2 separate regions of the Homo sapiens genome follow, and region 1 is linked to region 2. Evidence: read pairs that join two places in POLR2A ChIA-PET (ENCODE). Cell type or tissue: Panc1. All regions are shown on one strand. Links, peaks and the distances in the headings refer to the core of each region. The heading gives the core; the rest is flanking DNA.

Region 1 (4,227 bases), core at 228-4,227, 360 kb before region 2:
TAAACTGAACAAAAGATTAAATGTCACCTCTAAAATTCTGTGCAACAAGACTTCCAGCCACAGAATGTGCAACTCAGATTTCCAAGTAAAAACACACCAGGAAGCAGATCTTAGATCTCTGTTATCTCCTTGGCACCAGCTGGTATTCATCCTCAATGCTAGCTAGAGTTGAAATAAAGAGTGAAAGAACTTTCTCTTTTATTACTTAATAAACTTCCTTTTTTGAGCTGTTTTAGGCTTACAGAAAAATTGAGTGGCAGTTTCAGGGAGTTCCAGCACGGCCCCTGTTTCTTTCTCATGGTCCCTGCAGGTTTCCCCTATTATTAACGTCTGTCATTAGCATGGCACATTTGTTACAATTAATGAGCCAATATTGATACATTATTCACTAAAGCCCACAGGTTGCGTTAGGGGTCATTCTTGGTGGTGTACGTTCTTCAGGTCTGGACAAATCTATAATGACATGCATTCACCATTACTATATCACGCAGAGTCGTCTCCTGGCCCTACAAGTCCCCTCCTTCCCCACCTGCTCACTCCTCCTTCCCACCCTCCCCAAACTGTGGCAACCATTTAACTTTTGACTGAATGGATTTATTCTTATTCTGCCTTATTGTATGTACACCATATTTTAATAAGATAAAATAATAGTCTATAGTAGACTTCTGTAAATACTCAATGAATAAATACTTGCATGAATGCAGGAAAAATCAATCAGTCTTGCAGGATTTCTTATGCGTTACATCGTCCTTATAAGAAAGCAGTCATTCTCACCGAGATGTGCTGAGCAGATACTGGACATGTTCTGACCCAGATAAGGGCTGGGTGGAAGTAGGGCTGGAGACACAGAGACCCAGTGCCAACTTCCAGGACCTCGGAAGAACTGAAGGCAGAGAGGTCCTCTCAGTGTGGACTGGGCCTCTGCTGGCAGCCACCAGCGGGCACAGAGCTGATGTGTGTTATGCCACGTGGGGAAAACCTACAGACGATTCTGAGAAAGGCTCACAGGGACACCCTCTGCCCCTAAAAGAACAATTTAACTCTAATTTATTTCTGTCACTCTGCATTTTCTGACCTTTCCCAAGTGTACAGTTTTATATGCATTTAACTGCCAAATTGTCATGTGAGATTATATGGTTATATTTCATTAATATATTCTAGTTTGTTCAGCTGTTCTTACTGGGTGAATTTGTGTGGTTTCCTGACATTTTTGTTTTTAGTAGTGCCTCAGTAGTTTTATACATAATTACGTTTCCCTTCTGGATTATTTCCTTAGTATCTAGTTCAAGAAGTGAAATCGCTGGATTCTTGTGGTAAATTTTTGAATTTCACAGTATAATGCTGATTTTCTCAAAGTCTCACATTCTAAGAAAGTATAATGAGGCAAAACAAACAACAAACATCTTAAGTTGATTTTTTCCTAGCATCTTTTCCTTCCATCTTTGCTTGTAGAATCTAGACTATTTCATGAACCCAAGATATAATCAGTATCCTTCTTCAGTATGGCCAAAGTGAGTTTCTCATTATTTTACCTCCCCTTCAGGAAATGACTTTTCATCTTGTGTTTTGGGAGCCATAGATGGTTCTGGGCAGGAAACTGGCTTTGGATAGACCCAGCATGTAGATGGCTATTTGGCCTTGCTCCCAGTATAACGATGCAGTTCCCTGTGAAAGGGTATGAGTAGGTTTTGGGGCTCTGGATACCGTGTGGCCTGAAGAGACAAGGGCTCAATGCCAACTCTGCCTGTTTCCAACTGTGTAACCATGTGAGCGTCAAAAATCATGGACGTGCTCTGGTTAACACTGAGTGGGAGCTCAACAAATTATTATTTTTAATTGTTACTTGGACATGGCCAAGTTGACTACACTTTATGTTCTGCTACCTGCCAGTCTGAAAGTGACGCCACAGAAGGTGAACCGCATGTTGGGAGATGCTCCTCATCTGCTTAAATGAGGTGCAAACACAGCCCATGCGCCTGCTCTTCATGACTGTATCTGTACCAGCAATATTTGTATTGGCAAATCACATGCCCCAGTGGGAACTACTTAAGGGGAATTCAATGGATTTCATTCCTTTTATGTAATTGGCCACTTAGTAATAGACGTGTAGGTCTCTTGTGTGGATAAGGATTCTGCCTTTTATGTAAGATATGTGTTGCAATTCAGCTTTCAGGTCCCAGCCCCGGGAAGGCTCCAGGCCTTCACAAACTGGCCCACCCACGAGAAGGAAAGCAATTGTCCAAATGTGGGTAGCTTTTCTTCCCACTGTTGTCAGCTGCTTCCAATTAGCCCCCATATACATAATCCCAGTTTGTGTCTGTATCAGTACAATTCTCCCATGTCAATGTGAATTTTAAGCCACAGAGGGAAAGGGGACAGAGAATATGCTTTCATTCAGCTCTCCTCGTCTCACACCTCTTGCCCTGCATGCATTTCTTTGCTCTGATTAAACGAGCATTTTATAAGCCACATTTGCTGTGTGAAAGGCAAAGTCTTCCCTCCCACGGATGACGGTCTCCAGGGATGTGTGTGTGTGTGTGTGTGTGTGTGTGTGTGTGTGTGAGAGAGAGAGAGAGAGAGAGAGACTGTAAACATATATCTCTGTGAAACTTCATTTTCCATATGTGAATTTTTGGAACCGAGACAAATGGAACTTAGCTAAAAGATGGGAAAGGTAGACTGACTCTGACTTAATCTACTTAACCTACCAGGCAATTTATAACTTGATGGCCTAATTTTTGCAGCACCCAGAAGCAAGCCTGTTTCAGCACGGCAAAGGCTCAGCTGCTAAGTGGGCAGCATTGTTGGAGGTGAGCAGCTTAGGCTGACTGTTCATCAAAGGACCAAGCGCTTGAGGTTCGCTCATCGCTGGAGGCCAGAGTGGGGAGGGCCATTTAACTGCTCAAGGCCATGGAACTCTACTGTCAGTTTCAGGGAAATTTGGGACCCTGGAGCACAAACCAAAACTCCAATTAACCAGGAGAGGAACTCGATCCCCAGGAGATAAGTGAAGAGTAAGAAGTCTATCTTTAGAAACAAGAGATGTCCAAGGCTAGAAAGATGGGGAAGGAGGGTGGAACTGTTCTGGAAGTGGGTCTCAATCTCAGCACCAGCAGCTCTCAAGACTTTCTAGAGAAGGAAACTTCATTTCTGAATTAAAATTAGTCTTCAATGACATGGCAGGGATTTCGGCACACTCTCTTGCGTCATAGGCCACTGTGTTGGAGGCAGGAGTGTTGGCTTTGGAGGCATAGAGATTAAAATTAGAGTAACACGTGAGCACTGAAAAGGTTAAACAGTAGAGACATGGAGGACTCCCGACCCCCATGTACCCCTTTCTTAACCCTTTAATTAAGATCACAGCCCTAGAAATAGCTTGCAAAATAATTAACTACTGATCATTTATACCTTAGTGCTTCTGTGAGCATGTTTTCTCTTTCATTGCTGCTCATCTGCATGGAAAAATGTGCATGGGTTTCTGAATATAACTCCATGGTGCTTGCTTCCATTATATTTGTGCCATTTGGATCATAACTGATAAGCAACCAAAGAGTCCCATATTACTGCACGTTCCCATCGCTATTTTATGTGAAGGTGGTCCTGGGGGCTGTTCTGAATTCTCAGTTTCCTTTTTTCCCCTCCCCAGTTCTTTGAAAATATCAGAAACGGACTTGTGGCATCTTTGAAAAGCTACTTAAAATGTGCTGCTGTGCTCTGAACTTGAAAATGTGCTTTTAATACAAAGTTTGTGCAGCCCTTGCTGCTCATACGAGATGAATCTTACCATGTGGTGGATGCCCGTCTCATGCCAGGCACTGTGCTCTAAGCCCATTGGTTTATTTCAGTGCTTGAAATTGGCTTTCGAGAGAGGCACCACGGTTCCCTTTTTACAGGAGAGGAAACACCAGAGGATCAGAGATGGAGAGTCTTTCTCCACAAACTCACAGACCCCAAAGGCAAGCTCAGGGTTGTCAGCTTCCAAAGTCTGCCTGCTCCAGGACCTCATGTTGCATCTCCATTCTCTTCACTGAGGGTCAAATGGAAAGAACACATGGGGGTCAAGTTTCAGAAAATAAGAGAAATGAAGAAATATGTGCCCGGAAGCAAGAACGACCGACCTCATTAAACTGGCTCCCTTCACCTCCTCTCACATCTTTTTCTGCCTTTTGGCCAAGTTTTCTCTCCCCCGCATTTCCTCCTTGATCTCGTTTGAATCCTCTTCCCTGG
Region 2 (4,429 bases), core at 430-4,429:
TTTTGCTGGGTGTGGAATTCTGGGTTGACTTTTTTTTCTTTTCGGTGCTTTAAAGGCAGTGTTCCGTCGTTGTCCACCTCTGTTCTTTCAAGGTCATTCTTTGCACTATTCTCTTGTATGGAACATGTGCTTTTTCTCTAGAGGCTTTCACAGTTTCCTCTTAATTTTGGGTTTTCAATAGTTTAACTGTTACATGCCTAGATGTATTTGTATTTATCGTGCTTAAGATCCTTTGAACTTGAATTTGTAAGTGTGTATCTTTTAGTACACTGGGGTGACTGGCCACTCTTTTCCTACAGGTTCCTGAGGCTTTTGTTTTCCAGATTTCTCGTTCTTCTCTGTAATTCGGATCAGATGATTGCTATTTCCCTGGTTTTGTATTCATTCATGATTTCTTCTGTTATGTCCAGCCTGCTCTTAAACCCACCCAGTGAGTTTTGTAATTTTACCTATTGATGTTTTCTAGGTCCAGAATATCCCTTTGTTTCTGTCTTATTCTCCCTTTCTCTTCTGAGGGTTCACTGATGATGAGTATAGTTCCCTTTTCATCTTTGAAGATATTTCTAGTAACTGCCTAAAACCCTTGTCCCTATTTCTGACGTTTGGGTCATCTTGGGATCCATCTGTTTTGTAGCATGGGCGCACAGGCCCAGGTCGGGTGCGGTGGAACAGGGACTCTAGCCCTGCCTCTGACTCCAGAGCCCTCGGGTTTTCCTTTGCATTGTGCTGTCTTTTCACACTTTCTGTCCTGTACTGCCCAGGGAAACTTACCATTTGGGGGAGGTAATGTGGATAAGTACATGGATTTTGTAGCCCATGTATGATTGCTGTAATACAATGTGGAGAAGATGTATCTGTGATTAAGTCCAGGAGCTTTTTTCTATAGTTCTGAATTCTTGGATGTCTCGCTGTTAGAAGTAGCTGTTTGCTTAGAGCATGAGTGTATGTGGTGGCAGGAGTGGGCATGGTAGGCTGCTGGTGCTGAGAAGCAGCAGTGCAGGCTGCATTGTGGGCATGGCTCTAGCAGCCTCAGCCTCGCAGGCGCAGGGACGGCATGAAGGAACCCTGTTCAGTTTCCCTGTGGACCATCACTCACCCAGGCTCCACCAGCAGGGGCAGCTCCAGCTCACTTTAGGGCTGGCCTCACTGTGTGATTTCAGAACACAGCCTCTCAAACAATATCTTCTCACCCATTAGCTTTGACCAAATATTTCCTTAGGATGGGAAAACATGTTTTCCTTTACAGTTCATTTTCAGAGGCTTAAGATGCAAGTGACAGGATGAAGTGTGTGTGCCGGCACAATACCGTAGAAAGAGTAATGGTTAATCATAGCCAGGAAATAGCTAGCACTTCCCATGTGCCAGGCACTGTTCCAGGAGCTCCATGGATGTGATCACATTTTAATCTTCATAGCAAGCCACTGAGGTGAAGGAATGTCATCCCTTTATAGTTGAGAAAACTAAGACATAGACTTTCAGTGACTTATCCAAGGTCACACAGTTAAAAGGTGACAGTAGGGACTCAGCTCAGGCTGTCTGACCCCAGAGCCCACATCTTAGCAGCCTTTGTGACTGATAGAGGGTGTCCTGCGTCTGATTCCCTAACAGCCTAACTTTGGGAACATTTAATCTCCCTGGTGATTTGCTGTGCCTCTGTTTCCCGCTGTGCCCTCTGTAGACACTGGTCGCAGTTCTCATGCCCTGCCCCCCAACCTCCGCCTTTTTCCTGAGGCCTCAGAGCCCTTCTCGGCTGAGTGTCCAGCTCATCAGTCACAAGTAGAGGGACCTGACCTGCCACCCAAGTAGTGATGACCTTTGTGCCTCTGATTCATTGTCCAAAACCCATTTGCACTGGAATGTGATGAGTTTAGCAGGTAGGGATAACTAAGAACAGACTCTGAGAAAAGGATCAGGAAAACAGTACATGGCCTGTGAGGAGAAAGAAGAAAATGTACAAGGGAATCTCAGGAAGTGAAAACCCACAGCTGCTTCTTGCCGTCTCTTGCCTTCACTGAGCCTGCCTGTCTCTGCAGCTGACCATATAAACAACTCAGGGAGGTGGTGCTTGCTCCTGGACCCCAGAAAGCTTTGTGCCAGCTTCCTTGGGATGGGTGAAGATGGATCTTCCTAGCCTGGTGGTGCAGGGTCCTCAGGTCCTGTTGATGTGTACTGATCAGTGTATTGGATACTCTTGCCCTGCTAACAGGGCCTCACTCTCTCGATTGCCTTCTACAAGAGCAGAAGTTTTAGAGCTATGGGATGTATGTGCCAAGAAACAAGGAAAACATCTTACCAAAAAGATATGGCAGCTTTAATTTTAATTTTAAAAACTAAATTTTAGCATTACTTTAGTAAAACCGTGAAACAGAAGGAGGACAAGGGGAATAGGCTAATGCAGGGGTCCCCAGCCCCCAGGCTGTGAATTGGTACTGGTCCGTGGCCTGTTAGGGACTGGGCTGCACAGCAGGAGGTGAGCAGCAGCGAGCAAGCGAAGCTTCAACTGTATTTACAGTCGCTCCCCATCACTTGCATTACTGTCTGAGCTCTGCCACCTGTCAGATCAGCGGCCACATTAGATTCTCGCAGGAGAGCGAACCGTATCGTGAACTGCTTATGCGAGGGATCTAGGTTGCGCGCTCCTTATGAGAATCTAACTAATGCCTGATGATCTGAGCTGGAACAGTTTCATCCCGAAACCATCCCCCACTCACCTTCCTGGCCATTGAAAAATGGTTCCACAAAACCAGTCACTGGTGCCAAAAAGGTTGGAGACCGCTGGGCTAATGGATTGAGATTGCGAGATTCTATGTACTGTGTTGCTGGTGTTTTTTTGTTTGTTTGTCTGTTTTTCACCCCCAGTGCCATTTCAGTTTTCCTAATATCATGCCATATTCTAACCAGAAAGGGAAAGTATTTTGCCAACTCATCGTTGAAACTGTCTTTTTAACACTGCTTTGTTTTTAATTTGCCCAGGTCTTTAAGGAGGAGAAGTACTTGAAAGAGGCCATGGAGTGTAGCGATGTGATTTGGCAGCGAGGTTTGCTGCGGAAGGGCTACGGGATATGCCATGGGACTGCTGGCAACGGCTATTCCTTCCTGTCCCTTTACCGTCTCACGCAGGATAAGAAGTACCTCTACCGAGCTTGCAAGGTGAGGGTGGCTCTGTTGGAACTGCTTCTGAACAACCCCGAGTGTGCACAGAATCCAGAGTCCAGAAGTACAACTCCTGTTCCTTCTTTTAACCTGTTTCTCCCAGTTCTGTAGCTTCCTCTTTTTCTTCTGGCACAGCCTTATCTGTGGTTTCTCTGGGCCACAGTGTCCCTGTCTGTAGAATGGAGAGGACAAATGTCAATGGCTTCTGAAGAATATGTGTCCTGGAGTCACTACGTGATGAGAATTACCACCTGTGCCATTTATTGGCTTTATGAGTTTGGATATGTCTCTTCTTCAAGCCTCAGTTTCCTCATTTGTACAGACAGAAAAAAAATACTACCCACCTCCTAAGGATGTTCCAAGCAGAACTGAGCTAATGTGCAGATTGTTTGTAATCGTCCTGCCAAAACCCTCCACGGCTTCCCATTGACTGCAGATGGAGCCTATGCTCCTCCGCTGAGTTGACAGAGCCCTGCGCACCTTGGCCCCTCTCTGTGTCTCTGCCTGATCTCCTTGCCTTACCCTGCCCTCTAGCCCGCCATAATACAGCCATGTTGCCCTCTCTAAGAACGGAGTGTGTCACTCTTGTTTCCGCTGGACCTGTCGTTAACTGTTCCCTTCAGGAGCACTCTTCCTTCAGCTCCTTGCCATGCTGATCTGAATTGTGACATTCTTGGAGGGATCTTTGAGACCCCCCAAGTGGATGATCACTCAGTTGCTCATTGTATGTTTTGGCTTGTTTCTTGAGTGTGTAGGCTGGTAGAACATAAGCTTCTTGATCTTGTCTGTCTGGGTCACTATTCTACACTAGTACTTGGAGCAGTGCATAGCACCGAGTAGAAACTCAGTAAACATGCACTGGACATGTGAAGATGAATGGCATAGAGCAAGACTCAGTAAATGTTTGCTAGTATTTTTATTATGTACACATTTCACAAAATGTAGTTGTGTGCACACAGAAAAAAGATTGGAAGAAAATACACTAAAGTGTGTACAGTGACCCTTGTTAGATGGAGGCATTGCGGCTGATATGTTCTTTATACTTTTTGAACATCTATTACTTTCTGAAGACTTCTCAACCCCAGTGGAATGGGCCCTACCTCGTTGGTGCACTGGAAAATGCACACACATCTGTGGCTCCCCCACTGATGGAAGCATGAAGGAGGCTGTGGAAGCAAAGAGGGCAGGGCCCAACTTGGCATAGCAGGTCAGCAAGGGATGTCTCAGCCAAGACCTGAGGGACAGCTCGAAATTAAGCAAAGGGGGATGAGGAAAG

The links. Peaks named below come from ENCODE experiments on the same cell type or tissue, not always from the same donor. Only the 100,000 strongest peaks of a DNase experiment are listed, where the experiment ranks them.
Region 1: POLR2A ChIA-PET joins it to region 2 with 6 read pairs; 2 of 35 experiments call an interaction of 5 or more read pairs at or near these places.

What each region holds. Positions count from the first base shown.
Region 1 is chr7:55,059,089-55,063,315 of GRCh38, forward strand. The region is part of intron 1 of EGFR (epidermal growth factor receptor); the gene reads left to right. Among named protein-coding and RNA genes, the nearest start is that of EGFR, 42 kb to the left of the region's middle. In Panc1, for the core only: no CTCF peak of the experiment used is centred there; no DNase peak of the experiment used is centred there; H3K27ac peaks cover 3,623 bases.
Region 2 is chr7:55,422,281-55,426,709 of GRCh38, forward strand. LANCL2 (LanC like glutathione S-transferase 2) reads left to right here. Exons shown (of 9, transcript NM_018697.4): 7 at 2,974-3,150. Among named protein-coding and RNA genes, the nearest start is that of LANCL2, 59 kb to the left of the region's middle. In Panc1, for the core only: no CTCF peak of the experiment used is centred there; no DNase peak of the experiment used is centred there.